Regions from separate parts of the Homo sapiens genome. Here region 1 is linked to region 2. A link is a loop called in an ENCODE intact Hi-C map of the cell type or tissue named here. Cell type or tissue: psoas muscle. All regions are shown on one strand. Links, peaks and the distances in the headings refer to the core of each region. The heading gives the core; the rest is flanking DNA.

What was found. A loop is a pair of places that touch in the nucleus more often than their neighbours do. Peaks named below come from ENCODE experiments on the same cell type or tissue, not always from the same donor. Only the 100,000 strongest peaks of a DNase experiment are listed, where the experiment ranks them.
Region 1: a loop joins it to region 2, with 2.5 times the contacts of the local background. A loop is called at or near these places in 7 of 110 quality-filtered maps.

Annotation. Positions count from the first base shown.
Region 1 is chr16:64,464,652-64,474,986 of GRCh38, reverse strand. All of the region lies in intron 2 of LOC105371310 (a long non-coding RNA gene), which reads right to left. Among named protein-coding and RNA genes, the nearest start is that of CDH11, 650 kb to the left of the region's middle. In psoas muscle, for the core only: no CTCF peak of the experiment used is centred there; a DNase peak (open chromatin) is centred at 4,496.
Region 2 is chr16:64,084,567-64,094,901 of GRCh38, reverse strand. No RefSeq gene overlaps it. Among named protein-coding and RNA genes, the nearest start is that of LINC02165, 360 kb to the right of the region's middle. In psoas muscle, for the core only: a CTCF peak has its summit at 5,038 (motif pointing left); no DNase peak of the experiment used is centred there.

The sequences.
Region 1 (10,335 bases), core at 1,226-9,225, 380 kb before region 2:
CAGTGTTGCTATCAATTTCAAATGTTTCAAATATCAAATGTTGCACATCTGTTTTGGTGCAAATATTCATGCATTTATGTTGGGTAATGTACCTAGGAATGGGATTAATGAGTCACCTGGTTGCCTGCATGTTCAGCTTTAATAGTACAGACAGTCAGTGTCGAGTCTTTATATGCATATTAGCAGCTCAGGAGAGATTTTAACAGGCATCCATGCTCCACAGATGATCTTTTTTACTCATTTTACAAAATGCAAATAAGATCATGCGATGCCCCTGTTTAATACCTTTTAATAGCTGCTCATCGACCTTTGGAAAATACTCAAAATCACAGATTCCTGCAGGATCTGGTCTCACATACTTTTCCAGATGAATTATGCACATCTCTGCCCCTGATGTTCTTCACTCCAACTATACTGAACTCCTCTCAGTTTCACATGTGTACTTCATTTTCACCCACTGAAACTTAACTCCTCTGAAATGTTTGCCCAGACCCACCTATTGTATATTGCTGCTGGAGCGCAGTGGTGCAATCTCAGCTCACTGCAACCTCTGCATCCCGGGTTCAAGTGATCCTCGTCTCAGCCTCCCTAGTAGCTGGAATTACCGGTGTGTACCACCACTCCTGGCTAATTTTTGTATTTTTAGTAGAGATGGGGTTTCACCATGTTGGCCAGGCTAGTCTCAAACCCCTGACCTCAGGTGATCTGCCTGCCTCAGCCTCCCAAACTGCTGGGATTACGGGCATAAGCCACCACGCCCGGTCATAAATTTCATTCATTACACAGGTCAGTGCTAGAAACAGCATCATTTTCTCATGTGTTTGTCTTCCCGACTAGAATTTAAGTTCCAAAAGAACGTGTGCACTCTGCCTTCCTCACTAGAATTTCAGTACCAAATGAGTTAAAATTTCCTAACTTGTTCTCTTCTGAGTTTCCACTGTCTCCAAAAGTACTCAGCATCAATTGGGCATTCAATCAATGTCTGTTGAATAGATAAAAAAATGCATGAAGGAGAGTTAGCATATTTTTTTCTCTCCTCAAATTGATTGTCTCCTCTTTCAATAACTGGATAACTTGTACTTATCCTTGAGGTCTCAGCTTAAACATCATTTCCAGAGGGACACCTTTTTTTTTTTTTTTTTTTTTTGACTGGCCAAGCTAAGTTTTACACTCTTGTGTATAATATACAACTTTTCTTAAGCTTTAGCTTCCTGGCATTTACTCTTAAAAGATCAGTTGATGATCTTTGTGTATTAACAAGTTGATGATTTGTATTTTTTTTGTTTATGGTTCATATTGTCCCTTAACTTATATGTTCTAGGAGTATCTGGATGTCTGTTTTGTTCACCGCTGTTTCCCTTATGCCTAGCACAGTACTGCAGGTACATTGCAGACTTCTTAATGCACAAAGGCAAAAACTAAAATATCGAAGAGCAGATCAAAAAAGTATTGTCCAAGAGCTTTCACAAGGCAAAGAATCTTGTGCATAACTAAAGAAGACATATTCAGGGTCAAGTAGGTGAGAATTGGGACATATTCACAAAGGCTATAGTAAATATTCTAAGTTTTAAATATCATAAGAGAATTTGATAGCCACCCAGATACATGAAGACAGAAAACAGCCCTTGTAAAGCAGCAATAGAGAAATGTCTATTTAGATCTTTTGCCCATTTTTAATCAGATTATTTTTTCCTACTGCATTGTTTGAGCTTCTTATATATTCTGGTTGTTAATCCTTTGTCAGATGGATAGTTTGTAAATATTTTCTCCCATTTTGTGGGTTGTTTCTTCACTTCATTGATTGTTTCCTCTGTTATGCTGAAGCTTTTTAGCTTGATGTGGTTGCATTTGTCCATTTTTACTTTGGTTGCCTGTGCTTTTGAAGGCTTACTCAAGAAATCTTTGCCCAGACCGATAGCCTGAAGTGTTTCTCCAATGTTTTATTCTAGAAGTTTTATAGTTTCACATCTTGGATTTATGTTACGTCTTTAATGCATTTCAATTTGATTTCTTATGTGGTGAGAGATAGGAATCTAGTTTCATTTTTCTGCATTTGGATATCCAGTTTTCTTAGCACAATTTTTTGAAGAGACTGTCCTTTCCTCCTTTCCTCAGTGTATGTTCTTGGCAACTTTGTTGAAAATGAATTCACTGCAAATACCTGAATTTACTTCAGGATTTTCTATTTTCTTCCATTGGTCTGTATGTATAGTTTTTATGCCAGTAACGTGTTGTTTTGTTTAATATAGCTTTGTATTAGAATTTGAAATCAGGTAATGTGATATCTTCAGCTTTGTCCTTTTTGCTCAGAATTGCTTGAGCTGTTCTGGGTCTTTTGTGATTCCATGTGCATTTTATAATATTTTTTCTATTTCTGTAAAAATTATATTTGTTATTTTGATAGGTATTGCATTGATTCTGTAGATTTATTTGGGTAATATTGACATTTTAACAATACTAATTCTTCCTATCCATAAACATGGGATATCTTTCAATTTATTGTCCCCACTTCAATTTCTTGTCCCCACTTCAATTTCTTTTATTAATGTTTACAGTTTTAAATGTAGAGATTTTTCACGTCTTTGGTTAAGTTTAATTCTAAGAATTTTATTTTATTTGTAGCCATTGTAGATGGAATTGCCTTCGTCATTTCTTTTTCAGACTGTTTGCTATTGACATACAGAAATGCTACTAATTTTTGTATTAGAATTTTATATCCACAATTTTACTGAATTTGTTTATCAGTTCTAATAGTTTCTAGGTAGACTCTTTAGGTTTTTCTAAATATAAAATCATATTATCTGCCACCAAGGATAATTTCACTTTCCTTTCCAGTTTGGATGCCCTTTATTTCTTTTATTGCTTCGTGTGTGTGAGTGTGTGTGTGTGTGTGTGTGTGTGTGTGTGTGTGTGTGTGTGTGTATAATTGCTCTGGCTAGAACTTCCAGTGCTTCTATTTTTCTTACCATAAAAAACATTTTCTTTAAAGACCTCCTTTTGTCATTATCCCATCCAGCAGCACTAACAGTATTAAATAATTTTCAAAAATCGATATTGAAATGTATGTACCCTCAAAACACCAATTCATAAAAAATAAGATATGTTTCAAAATGGATAATTGGGATGGTGGAAAATGACTTAGGAATTTTTTTTTAAAAGATGAAAGGGTATTGGGAAACGATACATATACATACACACACAGAGAGGCACACACACAGGTTTCTTTTCACACCTCAAGCCACTTTTATGGGAGGATAAATAATATTAACTGATATTTACTGAGTGTTTACATAACATGTATTCTTCTAAGGCTATCTCTATTTACCTATCTGGCTACCGTGTAGGGACATAAATTTTGCCTAAGCAGACTTATTAATCCAGTTAATTAATTGAGATAAATTTGACTCAATTAACTGCCATTTGGCCTGGAATATTTTTTTTCTTTTCTTGCTGATCATAAACGTCATCATTACTAAACTGCCACTAAATTTAATTGAACATTTATTATATGTTAAAGTATTCTGCTGGCACCCAGGGAGAGAAATCAAGTCCAGGGGGTGCCATAACATGACTCTAGCAGATAATCAGGGCAACGGCGATGATGATGATGATATGGGGCTTCAAGACAGACCTACAAAAGTAGAGGAGAGGACATCTCTACCAGACAGAGCAAGTGATTATGGCTGAAAAAGAGACAAGCTCTTCTTCAAGAAATCACTTAAACATCGGCATTACATCTCAAGCAAGTGGAGACAATCAGACTGTCTTTCTGGGAAATTTGGAATTATGACTGGGAGCCTGTAAATAAGTTTGGTTTTACTTGCATAATAGAAACAATTTAACCTAGAAAATACGTGTTTTGGACATGAAGCAACCAAGACAAACAGTTTGTACAAAGGAGAACATACCACAGATTTAGAGATAAGCATAGAAGAGGAGAATAAAGATTTAGGATTTCCTGGGCTCTTTGTGGCTTTTCTAATTCCAGTTCTGAAGAGGTCCTAGATATCTTCCAAAGACATCCCAACAGCTAACCAATAAGTGATATTCCATATAATTTCCCATATATCATGACATCTTTATTAGGAAATTGTGTTTTAATGTATCTGTGAAAGTCCTTTATGATTCTCATAGATAATGGTAGAAAAACTGTCAGAAATGTTTGTTAAATGAATAGACAAGAGAGAGAATGAGAAAGGAGAGAGAGAGAAGGAAAGAAGGGGATAAAGAATTGAGAAGAGTGCTACTAACCAGGCTAAGATTATGGAATAAGAAAGATTTTATAGACTCAAAATTATCCTGGTAGTCAACAGTCCATTCCAATAAGCCAGCGTCTAATAATCAAAACTGACTCCCCAGATTCCACATAGGAGGCAGCAACTTAATCTTAATCCCTGTATATTCATAAAAGGGGTGAGAGTAAGTTTAAAGTATTGAATATCTTCCTCCCCCTGCCAGCATTGTCCCAAGGAGCAAGTGGTTCTGAGCCAGCAGGGAGAGCTGGAGTACAGCCCACAGCAAACAGCTGTGGAAGCTAGAGAAAGGCAAACCAAGGTAGATCTGTATTTCCAGCTGGGTTAAAGAGTTCTTTATTCCAACATTAGAACCAGAACTTTACCAATTTAATAGACTTTTTTTTTCTCTGTCTCTCTTCCTCTTCCACTTTTCCTCCAACAAAGATCAAGAGTCAAAGAAACATCAAACAAGCTTACTGCAGACAACCCAAATAAATAAGCTCTTCTTTTGAGAACAGCATCTTTTGTTGTCTGTCAGAAAATAGCTCTCAAGACAGGGTGTACAAATTGGCCTTTGGAAGCTCTGTGCTCTCTCTGGAGCTCACCTTCATTTTTGAATGTTTAGTCTAGCATTTGTGACAAGCTGTGTCTTGCAAGAGGAATCTAGATTTACTTCTGCCCTGAAAATGGGAAACAGGAACTGTTGATATCATAACCTCTTTGCAAGACAGGCCTAAAAATGCGTAATCCATTTTTATGCTTAGCACAAGCTGCAAATGACCATTTTAAAGAATCTACATAAAAAGTTTAAGAATCCAATGGTATTCTATAGAATTAATGTCCAATGTGTGAAAATGATCTTACAATCCACCTCATAATATACTATCTCTATACAATTTAGCAAAGCTCCTCTCTACTCTTCCCTTCTTGTCTTACACACACACACACACACACACACACACACACACACACACACACAACAGTTCAGGTCCACTGATAACCAAACTGACAGAAAATTGTTTGTCTGTAGTTTGCATAAAATTGGTGTTCTGTATCAGTGTCCCTCATTTCATCTAAAGAAGCTGAAAGGATGTAAACCTATTAAATGTGCACATAACCAAAAATTCTAATGAGATATATTAGATTTTGAGTTACTCTAAAGATGACTGAAAACACTGACTCAGAAGCCAGACCACCTGTGTTCAATTTGAGCAATGCTTTGGCTCTGCCACTAATAGGGTCTGAAATGTTGGACAGGACACTACTTCACTGTACTCCAGTTTTCGGATCTGTTTCACTTGTTAATATATACAACTACTTAGAATAGTTCCTGACACTGTTTTGTCTTTAAGTATTTTGAGTAATTTGATATTATAAATATTAGTTATTATTATTGGCTAAGATAGAAGAAAGAAACTACATCCACACCTTTCAATCTTTTCATGATTGTCTTTTGGTAACTCAAAACACAACTTTCAGAAATTTTTTTTAAAAATTTTAAAGTTCTGTTCCTTGTAGTAACTCTTTTTGGAGACACATACCGTACAATGAAACCACTGTATGGTTTAAAGTGAGAAAGGTTTAAAAGAAAAAAGAAATCTGCCTTTTCAAGTCACATGGGTGCCTAGTGTGGTGGGCATTTTGGAAGGGAATGAGACAGAGCCCTATTTAAATGCTTTGCCATGGTCCAAGCTAAGATGACAAGCCTGAATCACTGTTTCTCAAAGTGAGGGATCCATACCACTGGTGAGGCATAGAATGAGTTACAGGGTGCAAAATAGGTTAAAATTATCACCATTCACGTGATGAGGTCCTTTTTTCAGTGCTATTTCAGTCCTGATTACATGGAAGAGAAGGTCACAGTTTGATCATGGCTGTTAACACCTCTCTAAAATTTGCTAATCCCCTTCTCAGCAGTTAGAGGTGACCTCTACATAATGGCTTCCAGGCAGAATTAGACAACTCCTTTTGTTTTTCATTGTAATTACTTTAACTTTATCTTCTTTTTCCATCCTGAGGTAGTTTTTCATTCCTGGATTATTTCTTTCAAAATAAATCCAATTATGTTTGTGATTTTAGATAAATATGTTAGCTGAATAATTTAGATGTAATATGGGAACAGAATATAAAAGATAGGGTAGTCAATATCCTAAACCAGCTGTGCACTGGAGAGCAGAAATTAGGAACAGATTAGAAAAATGTTTAGATGGTAGAATAAGCAGATATGGGTAACTTGCTTTGAAAGGAAATAGCTACAAATGGTCAAGTGGGCAAGTGATTATAAGCCTCAAGTAAACCTTTAGGTGATGCAAAGTATCTGAAGAGTTATCTACCTGATTAACTCTGGCATTTCCTGAAGGTGGGAAGTCCATTAGAGAAATAACTAATGAAGCTGAACTCCATTCCTTAATCCATTTCCTGCCAAATGTGGTCTCTGAACAATTCTATGTTTTCTTGGTAGTTTTTTGGGTAGTTCCTCAAATCAATGCTCTTCTAAAGGGTTTAAATAGTCATTGTTAATGGTCCTCATTCAAAATGACGCCATTTGTCAGATTATTATTTTTTTTTTAATTATACTTTAAGTTCTGGGATACATGCACAAAATGTGCAGGTTTATTACATATGTAATAGGTTTATTACATACACATATACATGTGCCATGGTGGTTTGCTGCACCCATCAACCGGTCATCTACATTAGGTATTTCTCCTAATGCTATCCCTCCCCAACCCCTCATCCCTTGACAGTCCCCATTGTGTGATGTTCCCTTCCCAGTGTCCATGTGTTCTCATTGTTCAACTTTCACTTATGAGTGAGAACATGCGGTGCTTGGTTTTCTGTTCCTGTGTTAGTTTGCTGAGGATGATGGTTTCCAGCTTCATCCATGTCCCTGCAAAGGACATGAACTCATCTTTTTTATGGCTGCATAGTATTCCGTGGTGTATATGTGCCACATTTTCTTTATTCAGTCTATCATTGATGGGCATTTGGGTTGGTTTCAAGTCTTTGCTATTGTGAACAGTGCTGCAATAAACATATATGTGCATGTGTCTTTGTAGTAGAATGATTTACAATCTTTTAGGTATATACTCAGTAATGGGATTGCTGGGTCAAATGGTATTTCTAGTTCTAGATCCTTGAAGAATCGCCACACTGTTTTCCACAATGGTTGAACTAATTTACACTCCCACCAACAATTTAAAAGCATTCCTATTTCTCCCCATCCTCTCCAGCATCTGTTGTTTCCTGACTTTTTAATGATCACCATTCTAACTGGGGTGAGATGTTATCTTATTGTGGTTTTGATTTGCATTTCTCTGATGACCAGTAATGATGAGCTTTTTTTCATGTTTGTTGGCCACATAAATGTCTTCTTTTGAGAAGTGTCTGTTTATATCCTTTGCCCACTTTTTGATGGGGTTGTTTGTTTTTTTCTTGTAAATTTGTTTAAAGTTCATTGTGGATTCTTGATATTAGCCCTTTGTCAGATGGACAGATTGCAACATTTTTCTCCCATTCTGTAGGTTGCCTGTTCACTCATGACAGTTTGTTTTGCTGTGCAGGAGCTCTTTAGTTTAATTATATCTCATTTGTCAATTTTGGCTTTTGTTGCCATTGCTTTTGGTGTTTTAGTCATGAAGTCTTTGCCCATGCCTATGTCCTAAATTGTATTGCCTAGGTTTTCTTCTAGGGTTTTTAAGGTTTTAGGTCTTATGTTCAAGTCTTTAATCCATCTTGAGTTAATTTTTATATAAGGTGTAAAGAAGTGATCCAGTTTCACCTTCCTGCATATGGCTAGCCAGTTTTCCCAACACCATTTATTAAATAGGGAATCCTTTCCTCATTGCTTGTTCGTGTCAGGTTTGTCAAAGATCAGATGGTTGTAGATGTGTGGCATTATTTCTGAGGCCTCTGTTCTGTTCCATTGGTCTATATATCTGTTTTGGATTGTGTATTTAGAAAACCCCATCATCTCAGCCCAAAATCTCCTTAAGCTGATAAGCAACTTCAGCAAAGTCTCAGGATACAAGATCAATGTGCAAAAACCACAGGCATTCCTATACACCACAATTCATAATTGCTACAAAGAGAATAAAATACCTAGGAATACAACTTACAAGGGACATGAAGGACCTCTTTCAGGAGAACTACTAACCACTGCTCAAGGAAATAAGAGAGGACACAAACAAATGGAAAAACATTCCATGCTCATGGATAGGAGGAAAGGTGAAAAAGGCCATACTGCCCAAAGTATTTATAGAGTCAATGCTATCCTCATCAAGCTACAATTGACTTTCTTGAGAATTAAAAAAAAAAACTACTTTAAATTTCATGTGGAACCAAAAAAGAGACCACATAAGCAAGACAATCCTAAGCAAAAAGAACAAAGCTGGAGGCATCACGCTACCTGACTTCAAACTATATTACAAGCCTACAGTAAACAAAACAGCATGGTATTGTCAGATTATTTAACTAGGGTATTGTTAAATAATAGAAGGTTTCTAATGAGGTTAAAAAAATATCCAAGGAACCTGATACTTAATCACCCAAAAGTGCAACTTGTGGTTCAACAGAACATTATCAGTATACCTTGCGAAGAATTTCTGGTATTTCTCCTGTCTCTTCGTTGCTGGAGTAACATGGCTTATTTTCGGCAATTATCAGACTTGATTAGCAATGTCATTTATGAACAGTGGTGACTTAGGACTAAGAGGGATGTATAAAACAAAACATGATCCTTTTGGGTTTTAATTTTCACAGAAAAATAGTATTTGTTATTTGTTCCATATCCATGACAGAGTAGTTGGGAATATCTAACAAAATCACTTGGAAAAAATATTCCCCAGTAATTTTGGTGAAAATAAACCAAAGAGGATTTTCTGTCACTTGGTGTTTACTCTATAAGGTTTCAGGTTCATAAGAAATCATGCTAATGTGTAGTGAAGTCCACAATCGCCAACTGAAATGCTTTCTTCTTGGAAAGCCTTTTTTTGACCCTCAAGATGGTGAATCAAACCTTCCTTTTCACTCGTAGCCATCTGCATTTGTCTGTAGAGTGAAGCCCAGTCGGGACACTATTGACATATGGGGCTGGATTACTATTTGTTGTGGAGGGCTGTCCTATAGACTGTAGGGCATTTAGCAGCATTGCTGTCTTTTACCTACTCAGTGCTGGTAACACTCCTCCGGTCTGATAATCAAACATGGCTCCAGACACTACTAAATGTACCCAGGTAGGGCCATATAGTACATGGTTGAGATCCACTACTATTAAGTTATGTGACACTTCCCTTACTGCAGTGAAGTTTGCTTTTATGTCTGTGTACTTTAGTAGATTCAAAATAATGTATATGGCACTGAGCTCTATGCATAGTGGTTGCTCTTTTGTTTTTCTGGATGACATATACTATACGGATAAGCACTGTGTCCTATTCATCTCCTCCCTACATTTCAAGAACTCAGAGAAGGGTTGGCGTATAGAAGTCCTAAAAAAATTTTTCAGGGATTAAATAATGAATGGTTCTTTTAAAGGCAGCACCTAAGTAATGTTCAAGTCTGCATTTCCTGTATCAAATGCAAGGTAGGAAATATAGGAGATTCTCAATGAATGGGTGGAGGCTGAATCAGTGAATGAATGGATAGAAGGAAGAATTGAGAAAGGCAGCTTCACATTCACATGGCCAGACATCTTCACGTAGGTGCATCCCTAATCTTCCGCTGGAGTTACTATGACTACAAACATCTCAGCTGCCAACTTGCTGCCTGAAACCTTAAACAAGATTCCAGGTGAGGAAGTGTCCTTGGCAGGGACCCAACAGACCAGCAGCAGTTCACAGGAGGAAATTTGCACAAAACTAAGCAAAAATCAGATTCATCCTAGCTGAACTAATCAGTGACTAGAAAAAAAAAAAATCATTGCAAGTCGCTGTGGTTGGGCAGGGCAGGGATAGAAATGACTAAAACCAGTCAATGCCAGAAAGTTTCACATAGAAAGTTACAAGAACCAGAACAGGTATTCACAGAGCCATTGCTTCTAGAAAGCCCTACAACAGGCCTCTCTGTTGAATCAGGGGCGGAACATTTTAGCTCTAAAGTGTAT
Region 2 (10,335 bases), core at 694-8,693:
AGTAGTGGTCCTAGGAGGTAAATGAACCTGTTAGCAAGGCACCATTAGGAAGAACAGCTCAATTTCAGCCCTGCCAACACTCTGACCATTGTGTTTGGCAGACACGCTTCAGCTTCCAGATGGATAATGTTGAGCCAAGCCACTAATCAGGTCAGTAGGTCAATCCCAACAGTGTTTTGTAGTTAATGTATTCAGGCAGGTCTATCAAAATGTGGTCATGCTCAAAATCTGGTGGTCTGCAGGGGCCATTTCCAGGGGCTTTCAGTGCAGATGCAAATGTTGAGAAATGCCTGTCTTCAAACCCTCCCATGCCAAGGTCACCTTTCTCATGCTTCATGGAACAGCACTGCAGACATCGCCACATATTTGCACAAGTCTTTGAAGAAATGCAGCCTTGTCGACTAAGAGACATTTTGGAGGACAAGTGTTGTCATCTTCCAGGCACAGTGCATATCAGAATTTTACTCATTGCAGAATAATGAAAAACATGCCCCTTAGAGAGACAACATAGTGAAAGAAAGTATAAACTTGAGGCATGAGTTCATCTGATTTCATCCCTGGCTCTTGTCATTTGTGATCTTGGGAACGTTGCTTAACTCTACTAAGCTTTGTTTCTATCATACATAACATTTCAGAAATAATATCAACATTATTGGGTTGCTATGAGTAATGACTAGAAAAAAAAAAAACCTCAAGTTTAAAGCAATTGACATAGTCCTTGACACAACTTCATCTGCCTTCTAATCACCATCTTGCAATTAAATTGCTAAACTCTGACACCTTAAAAATCACCATAGAGTGAGACATTCTATACAATGCCTTGAAACTGATTTATTAAAACTGTACTGATTGGCTCTATGAAACCCAAAAGTCCAACAGTGAGTTGATCTAATTATAAATTAATGGTTACCAAAATGTAATTGGTTTGTAACAATCTAACAATCTTGCTTTATCTTCCTTTCATTTTATTGCTTTCCCATTCTCTATGACTATATTATAACTCTCCACTCTCCTCAAATGTTTATTATCTCCTTCTCCACCCACACTGTAGCATCACCTTGGACAAATGACCTAGAAGTTTTCCTCAAAAATATCCCGCAGTAGCTGCACTTTTCTTTTTTGGTACTAAATATACTCAGAATTATCTATTGAATATGGTTTTCTTATTAAAATAAATTTGGTGTGCCTGCTCCACTTAAAATGGAGTAGAGGCTCAATAGGTATATGCTAAATGAATGAACAAGTTTCCACAATTAATGACATGGGTGAGCTGAAACAATAGATCCTTGTAAAATTAGATTGAGGATAACACCTCTTTATAATCTCACCATTCATTATACAATATGGTATATTTTTATTTTCATATGATAACTCACAACTCTTTTATGACATAGGCATGTCAGAGATTAAAACTTCAGATAAACATGGGTTCAGAGACCACAGACAGCTTTCCAGAGAGAGTTAGTAAGCTGCAATTTAAAAAATAATTATTTCTTTCCCCGTTCATTTTTTCCATATACTACATAATATTATAAATGTTTATTATGAATAACAATGTTCACACTCAGAAAATTCAGAGCTGCCTAAAATTAAATGAAAGGTTAATTAATATCTATAGGTGGCAAGGATCTGGTCAATGTATGCTGTATCCTGGATTTGTTCAATCTAGCCAGTATGCCAGCAAAGCTCAGCTTTAATTGTTGAAGACTCAATTACTTAGCAATGCCTTTACTTGTTCAGTGAGTTTCATGTCAGTCATATGCATCCCCAGCACTTGTGATCTTGTAACTTCAGGAATATTAAAATGTGATCTTTTTCCACACAAAAAATGGGTACATTTGGCAGCAGAAATTGTTTCTTCTATGTAGCCCTAAATAGTCATCTGTATGCACAAATTCCTAAGAGTGAAAATATTTTAAGGGTATCTAAAAGTCTAGAAAATTGATCAATAATTAGTCAAGAAATGGGAAGTTTTAATCAGTACCTTAAATTTTCCCAACACACACACACACACACACAAGCAGACATCATTGCAATTTTGACATATTTTTTCTCTTTAATCTGGCTTGTATGCCTAAGTGTCCCATGTGAAATCTACAGAAGATTGGTCAAGCTAAATGCAGAATTGTACAAGCACAATAACATTCAGATGAATGAAAGAAGGGGACAGAAAGGTACTATAGTTTATATCTATTCTGTGCCATTTAATGATCCAAAGATAAAAAGCAAAGCAAAACCAAATTAACGGATACAAATGTTTAATATAGGTATTTTCCCCTACTTTATAGGTGAGAATGTGTAAGCTTACTAGCTTAAGTAAGTAAACAAAGGTCACACAACTATTAAATAGCGGCTTTGGAATTCAACCTAACTCACATCTGACTGCATCTCATTCCTTACCCTTGAATAATGCATGATTAATCTGCCTTGTCTCTTTTCTTTGAGACACACACATACAAAGCCATCTCATACCAAATATGGACAACAACCATTCTCCACCGCCTGCTTGCTTTCCTTTCTTCTCTTCCATGTGTCTCTAGTTTCTTGCCTTCCTTGCTCTGAAATCCCATTTTGTCTTGACTTTCTTGATGAAACCATTAGGTTTTCTCTTGGTTGTAATTTGAGCTACAATTTAGAAGAATTGCCACACCTACCTGCAACCCTGTAGGCTCTCTATGTCTCTCTTCACCATTCTAACTACACTGAACCTCAGTAAGGAAAATTCCACCATGCAACCATCTTTTTATTGTAGAAATCATTAAGCATATCAGATGTCTGTTCAGAACAAAAAATTATTGACATTACTAAGTTCTTCATAGTGAGTTGTATATAACACCCCCCTTGAGGGCTATCGTTTGCTTTAGTAAACAACCCACAGAGTGGGAGAAAATCTTTGCAATCTATACATCCAAAAAGGACTAATATCTAGAATCTATGAGGAACTCAAACAAATTAGCTAGAAAAAAAACAATCCCGTCAAAAAGTGGGCTAAGGACACGAATAGATAATTCTCAAAAGAAGATACACAAATGGCCAACAAACACATGAAAAAATGCTCAACAACACTAATGATCAGGAAAATGCAAATCAAAACCACAATGTGATACCACCTTACTCAAGAATGGCCATAATCAAAAAAGAAAAAAATAATAGATATTGGTGTGAATGCGGTGAAAAGGGAACACTTCTACACTGCTTGTGGAAATGTAAACTAGTACAACTTCTATGGAGAAAACAGTGTGGAGATTCCTTAAAGTGCTTTAAAAAAGGCTTTTAAATACTCATCTGGGCACTGGGTTATATGTACAATTATTTTGTTCTGTAGATTTCTGTTTTTACGTTACAAGGACTGAATATGTAATATGGATTATTAGCATTTGCCAGACAGGCCTTTTATGGTGTAGCCCAGTGTTTCCCAGTCCACTTTAGTCCACAGGAGACTCAACATTGTCACGTCTCTATTTCTGATTAAAGGAGTAAGGGAAATGAAAAGAGAGTACAATAAGCTGGCCAGCAGGCTGTGTCTCTGCAAGGGGGCTAAGAAAAGGACCAATTATGGGTACACATGTTCTTGGCTGACCAAAATTTAGGCAATGAAGAATCGCTAATCTTACTTCTCATTGGGCAAATAAAAATATAGAAACTTAAATACCTTACTAAATCATATAATATATTAATAGAAGTAGAAATACTAGAATCTAGAAATTCTGGTTTACAAACAAATGGTCTTACTTCCTAACCATACTCACTAGACAATCTCATGTGAACCCTAATCAATGCCCTTTTTCTGCTATTTCTAGTAATTAAGTATGCAGACTGTTCCAAAATGAGGCATCCTCTTTATTTTCTTGGATCTCTTAAGAATGTCATGTCCAAAGCAGGGACTCCAAAGCAATACTAAGAGATTTAATTAATATAATATATTATTTAACACATATATTAAATAATAAATAGACTAAGCCTAAAAATAATTTAAGTCACCCGTCATATGCCAGACACACTCCTCAGCACATTCTCTTTTTGTTTTGTTTTTGTTTTTTCGTTTTTGAAAATTTTTTTAAATTTTACTATACTTTAAGTTTTAGGGTACATGTGCACAACGTGCAGGTTTGTTACATATGTATACATGTGCCATGTTGGTGCCTCAGCACATTCTTAACCATCACAAAGTTAGGGGTAGAAGGTCTGCTGCAACTGTTACCATGAGCTAGATACTATATAGCAGCTATGATATTCCAGCCATGATTATAAGTACACACACACATACACATATGTGAACATATTTAATCCTCACAATAACTCTATGAAGTAGGGTTGTTATTTTATTCCCACTTTACAGATGAGAAAATAAAGGCTCCAAGGTACTAGATAATGATTAGTCAGCAGACATTAGTCAAATACCTCCTCTTATTGGGCATTATGTAAGCATTGGGGATATAAGGATACCTATAAAAGGAGTAGTCCTGGAGCCTTCAATCTAATGAGGATAACAGCTTTTAAACTGATTGCAGCACGAGTAATTCATTAGCATGAAATCGCTATAATCAAGGATTATAGGGTACCATGGAGTACATAATACGAAGGCAAATTCTGTTCTGAAAGTGCAGCTTTTCTCTAAGTCATTCTAGTAGATTAGAACAGCTGTCCAAGCAAAAGTGGAGGGAAAATGTCTTAGCCTGTTTCCTATTGCTTATAACAGAATACCTGAAACTGAGTAATTTATAGGGAAAAGGAATTTATTTGTTACCATTATGGGATCTGAGAAGTCCAAGGTCAAGAGGCTGCATCAGGTAAGAGCCTTCTTGCTGGTGGAGAATCTCTGCAGAGTACTGAGGCAGCACAGGACATGACACAGCAAAGGAGCTGAGCATGCTAACATCCTAGCTTAGGTCTCTCTTCCATATCTTATAAAGCCACAGGTTCCCCTCCCATGATAACCCTTTCTTCCATTAGTCCATGAATGGATTGATCCTTTCATGAAGGCAGACCCCTCATGACCCAGTCACCTCTTAAAGGTCCTGCTTCTCAATACTGCCACCTTGGGGACAAAATTACAACATGAGATTTGGAGGGAATCCTCAAACCATAGCAGAAGAGAATTAAAAAAGCAAGGGTTGAATCTACACTGTCTGATGCAGGACATGAAATGTGGCTAGCATAAGTGCAGGTGTGTGTTAGTGTGAAATACACAACAAATTTCTAAATCTTAAGAAGAAATAAAAAGAACCTAAAATAATACCTAGTCAATACCTCACTTTTAATATGGATTACAGGTTAAAATGCTGATGTTTTCGACATAGTGTGTTAAATAAAATGTATTAGAAGTAACTTTCTGATTTGGTTTGGCTCTGTGGCCTCACGCAAATCTCTCTTGAATTGTAATCTCCACATGTCGAAGGAGGGACCTGTCGGGAGATGATGGGATCATGGGAGCAGTTTTTCCCATGCTATTCTCCTGATAATGAGGGAGTTCTCACAAGATCTGCTGATTTTATAAATGGCAGTTTCCCCTGTGCTCTCCCTCTCCCTCTCTCTCTCTCCCCTGCCACCATATAAGACTTGCCTTGCTTCCCCTTTGCATCTGTGATGATTGTACATTTTCTGAGGCCTCCCGAGCCATGCAGAACTGTGAGTCCTTTCTTTATAAATCACCCAGTCTCAGGTAGTATCTCTATAGCTGTGTGAAAATGGACCAATACAGTTTCCTATTTAATTTTTTAATGCAGCTGTAATAAAATGTATAATTACACAAGGAACTTGGATTTGTCACTCACATTATGGATCTACTTGACAGGCTGGCTTCAGGTTTCAGGTCAAAGCAAAGGTCAGTAGCTGGAAGGACTCAATGGATGGGAAGCAGGCCTGCGAGGCTGAAGTATGGTAAACGTTGGAAAGTGGCCCAAGATGAAGCTGTAGATACGGACAGGATAAGATCATCTGCTTAAGATACAGAAGTGACCAGATTTATGCCTAGTTTGGTCTGATTCCAGAGCTGTGACTTCCTAAAAACAATACGGTGCAGCCTCTTCTTAAACAGTGGTCACCATCGGCCAGGCATGGTGGCTCCTGCCTGTAATCCCAGCACTTTGGGAGGCTGAGGTGGGTGGATCACCTGAGGTCAGGAGTTTGAGAGCAGCCTGGCCAACATGGTGAAATGCCATCTCTACTTAAAATACAAAAAATTAGCCAGGGATGGTGGTGGATGCCTGTAATCCCAGCTACTCAGGAGGCTGAGGCAGGAGAATCACTTGAACCCGGGAGATGGAGGTTGCAGTGAGCCGAGATCATACAACTGCACTCCAGCCCTGGGCAACAAGAGCAAAACATCATCTTGAAAAGAAAAGAAGAGAAAAGAAGGGAAGAGAAGAGAAGGAAAGAAAGAAAGGAAGGAAGGGAAGGGAAAGGAAAGGAAAGGAGAAAGGAGAGGTCACTATCTCAGTAGCCAACTCTTTTCTCTTCATTCAGACAGCAACACTTAGTTCTTCTGGCATGTCTTCACTTACTGTCTTGTTTTGACATTAGGGTATTCATGCCTCTTCACTCAACTAACCATGAGGGTTTCCATCATCCCAGGGCCTCTTCAACACACAGACCCATGTTTCTCCAGTTTATCTCGTTTAATGTGAATCTCTAACAGTGAATGCCCCCAAAACTGTCATGGGGGCAGGTGGTGGGTGGAGGTTGTTGGAATAATTCTTTATCTCTGCAGACTGGCTGTGTTTTTGAGTCTTCTCAATATGTTTGTCTACCTGATCTTTCTTTGTAGTTCCAAATCAAAGAATCCTTGCCAGTTTCCTGAATGAGCAAAGTTTTTGTCCTGGGAAGGGGAAACAGAAAATAATATAATTTGTTTTCCTTCAGGTTACTCTAGCCTCCCTCCTCTTTTTCCACTCCTCTCCATGGTATCACCACTTTTATTTTTTGCTATTTTCCTTCTTTTTTCCTTGTTTCATTTTCAATGTGGCAACTCTTGGACAGGCTCCACTAAGCAGACCTCCAGGGGTCCACTCTTATGTCTCTCCTACTAAGTCCCACCACTTTCAGAAGGAGCTAATCCTGTCTCAGTTCAATATGTATACTTTTATGGAGCTTATTGTATCATTTTTTGAGTTTTAATTGTATGATTATGTTTTTCCCAGGGAAAAACCAAGGGAACTTACTGAAGCAGAAGTGATACTGGATGAATATTCCAGTTATTACCATAACAAGCTAAATAAGAGAGAGGAAAGAAACCACGTAGGAACTATAAGAAATGCATTCAAAGTTTTGTTGTAAAGTGTAGAATATTGGTCATCTTGTGTTCATAATTAGCCAAATCTATTTTTAAAAAGCGCGTGTGTGTGAGAGGGAGAGAGAAAGATAATCATATAGGCTAGATTTGAGGTGCACATTTGGACTCTGTGCTTTTCCTCTGTAGCAATACGTAAAGTGTGTTTGTAGAATTTCTACTGCAATTTCTTTCTTTGTATATGTAGCAGCTAACAAGACCTGTGTCTTTTTTTGCTGGTAAGTATCCACCGTTTCAATAAATGCCCAGTTCAAAATTAACTCCCCCAAAAAATAACATCTAGCTAATCTTTATAATTATAGAATGCATTTGCTTTGGAATGTCACTAGATGAACTAAAGAGTATCTTATCGCTCTCCTGTAAGAGGTATCTGGATGTTACCTATTTAACAAATCTGCACATCCTGCACATGTACCTCAGAACTTAAAATACAAATTATGATTTTTTTTTAAAAAAAGAGGTATCTGGATGGTTTCTTGTAATGGTTTTAATTTTGTGCTTTCATTTTTTATTTTCACATACACTTTCTCTGTTTTGTTTCTTAGTTTTTTGCATATTAACCAAAAACTGAATGGCTACTATTCTACCACATACCTTGAGGCAGTTAAATTCTATCTACCCAGGAAGAAAGTATATACACAAAAGAGCTGCCATTGATGCGTTTTGGAAGCATGCGTGTGTTTCAGAAAGGATGAAAAAGTACAGAATTATTGAAGAAGGTAGTATTTGAAATAATTCTTGATAGATAAGTGCTTGCCTTTTAAAGGATGAAAGGAAATTCTAGGTAGAAAAATCAGAATGAGTAAAATTTTAGAAAAGTGAAAAAAAAGTCACATTCTAGAAGAGCTAAGTAATTCAATGTAGCTGGAACTAAGACACAAAGACATTAGCATTTTAGAGGTGAAGATCAGGAGATGGGTGTGGGTTCAATTCATGTCATGTTAAATAATTTAGACTTTGTCCTGTAGATATAGGGAGACATCAAAGCTGTTTAAACAAAATGGTGTGTAATTAGTTTTATGTTTGAGAAATATCATCCTTATAGTAATATAGAAATTGCTTCCTAAATGTCCTCCCTTGTACTTTATACTTAAAAATTCTGGAAGAACATAACCTCCTGCCCTCCTTTGCTTTCTTTGCAAAGAACCTACTGCAATCTCAGCATAAGAGGAATTTATTCATCTCCATACAAAATGAGAGAATATTATTGGAACATGTTTATTTAATAAGTAGAATGTGTGCTTCGACACAACCTGGGCCTAAGTTAAAAATATAGCTTTACTGGCTGGGTGCGGTGGCTCACGCCTGTAATCCCAGCACTATGGGAGGCCAAGACGGGCAGATCATGAGGTCAGGAGATTGAGACTATCCTGGCTAACATGGTGTAACCCCATCTTTACTAAAAATACAAAAAAATTAGCCGGGCGTGGTGGCTGGCGCCTGTAGTCCCAGCTACTCGGTAGGCCGAGGCAGGAGAATGGCGTGAACCCGGGAGGCAGAGCTTGCAGTGAGCCGAGATCGCGCCACTGCACTCCAGCCTGGGTGACAGAGCAAGACCCCACCTCAAAAAAAAAATAATTATACACACACACACACACACACACACACACACACACACACACACACACACACATATAACAAATATGTATAGCTTTACTGCTTAATAGTCATGTATCATTTTTGAGCCTCAGTTTTTGTCATCTGTTACAATGGGAATGGTACTCTTCAAATGGTTATTTTGAGAAATATTTTCAGTATATTGAAGCCCCTCGGTCACATTTTGTTTGTATGCTGGTGTATATGACTGTTTTCTTGGATTCTTAAATTATTCCTCTCAGACTATACGTTCAAAATGAACTGAATGAAATGCTGTTGGATTTACATCGCCATAAAAATGAAACAATCAACTACCTACCACTGAACCAAATTTTATTTTGAACTTTATTGGTATAATATGTCAGTGACAGAAGAGAAAAGATTTCAGTGCAACCGCTTTACATTCCAAACAATGCATAATTAGGGCTCAGAGCAAGAATCAAAATCTAGGTACACACTGAGTTTTAAGCACATTCTAACAGATCCTGAACAAAAACCCAAATTCTGTTCTGCACAGATGGTGGAAGACAATATTCCTGTGCTGCCAAAAATATGTGTTGACTGAGCGAAGAACTAAATGACATTAGGATTGTTCTTTCAGTATTACCTTTCATGCGGGCTTCAAGTTGTTTCAGACTAAATGGAAAACGTTCAAGGACTTATCAGAGAATAATCAGTGCACACAGGATGTTGATGCTTTGTCAGGATGTGTTTCAATGTGGAATAAGATTTCAAATTGGATTAATATGCAGAGTCTCAAATACCAAACACCAACACTGCTAGCAAACTTGATCATCTAAATTCCAGAGATAAAAGAGTGGGAAGGTTTGCAAATAGTATATAGATTGGGCCCAGCCCAGTGTCCATCTCATCCCATGTTTTCTGGGGGGAAAGCACGTTTCCTCCTGGGGACATCCTGATCTAATTTTTTTCAATACACAGCACTGGCTAAATTCAGATTTGCTGACCCCTGGAGTCTAGTTATTCTGCTCTGCCAATCCAAATGATGCTTTCTCAACACTTGCATTGGCTGAATTATTTAAAATCATTTAAATGATTATTTTGAAGTTTCTTTTATTTTTTTTTCGTTAGCTCACTGTGCCTGGGGGCCAGATGGCAATGAATGCTGCCATCGTTAATTTAAATAAATAAAAATGAGAGGTCAGGAAAATTTCCAAATGCTCCTTGTGAAGCAAAGCACAACACACATCCCCTCATTTTTCTTTATCTTGTCTTTTTTTTTAATGATCAACTTCAAACATTCAATCAGAATATGTCTGAATCATTACACTTAGCACGTGAAAATTTTTTTAAGTACCAGATTCCGTTAAACATATATTATGAAGATTTGTACAGGTAATTTTTAGCCTTCAGATTTGGAAAGTTGAAAGTTGCATTTAACGTCATATGGGACTGAAAAGGTTGATTTTGATACTGTCCTTGAAATACAC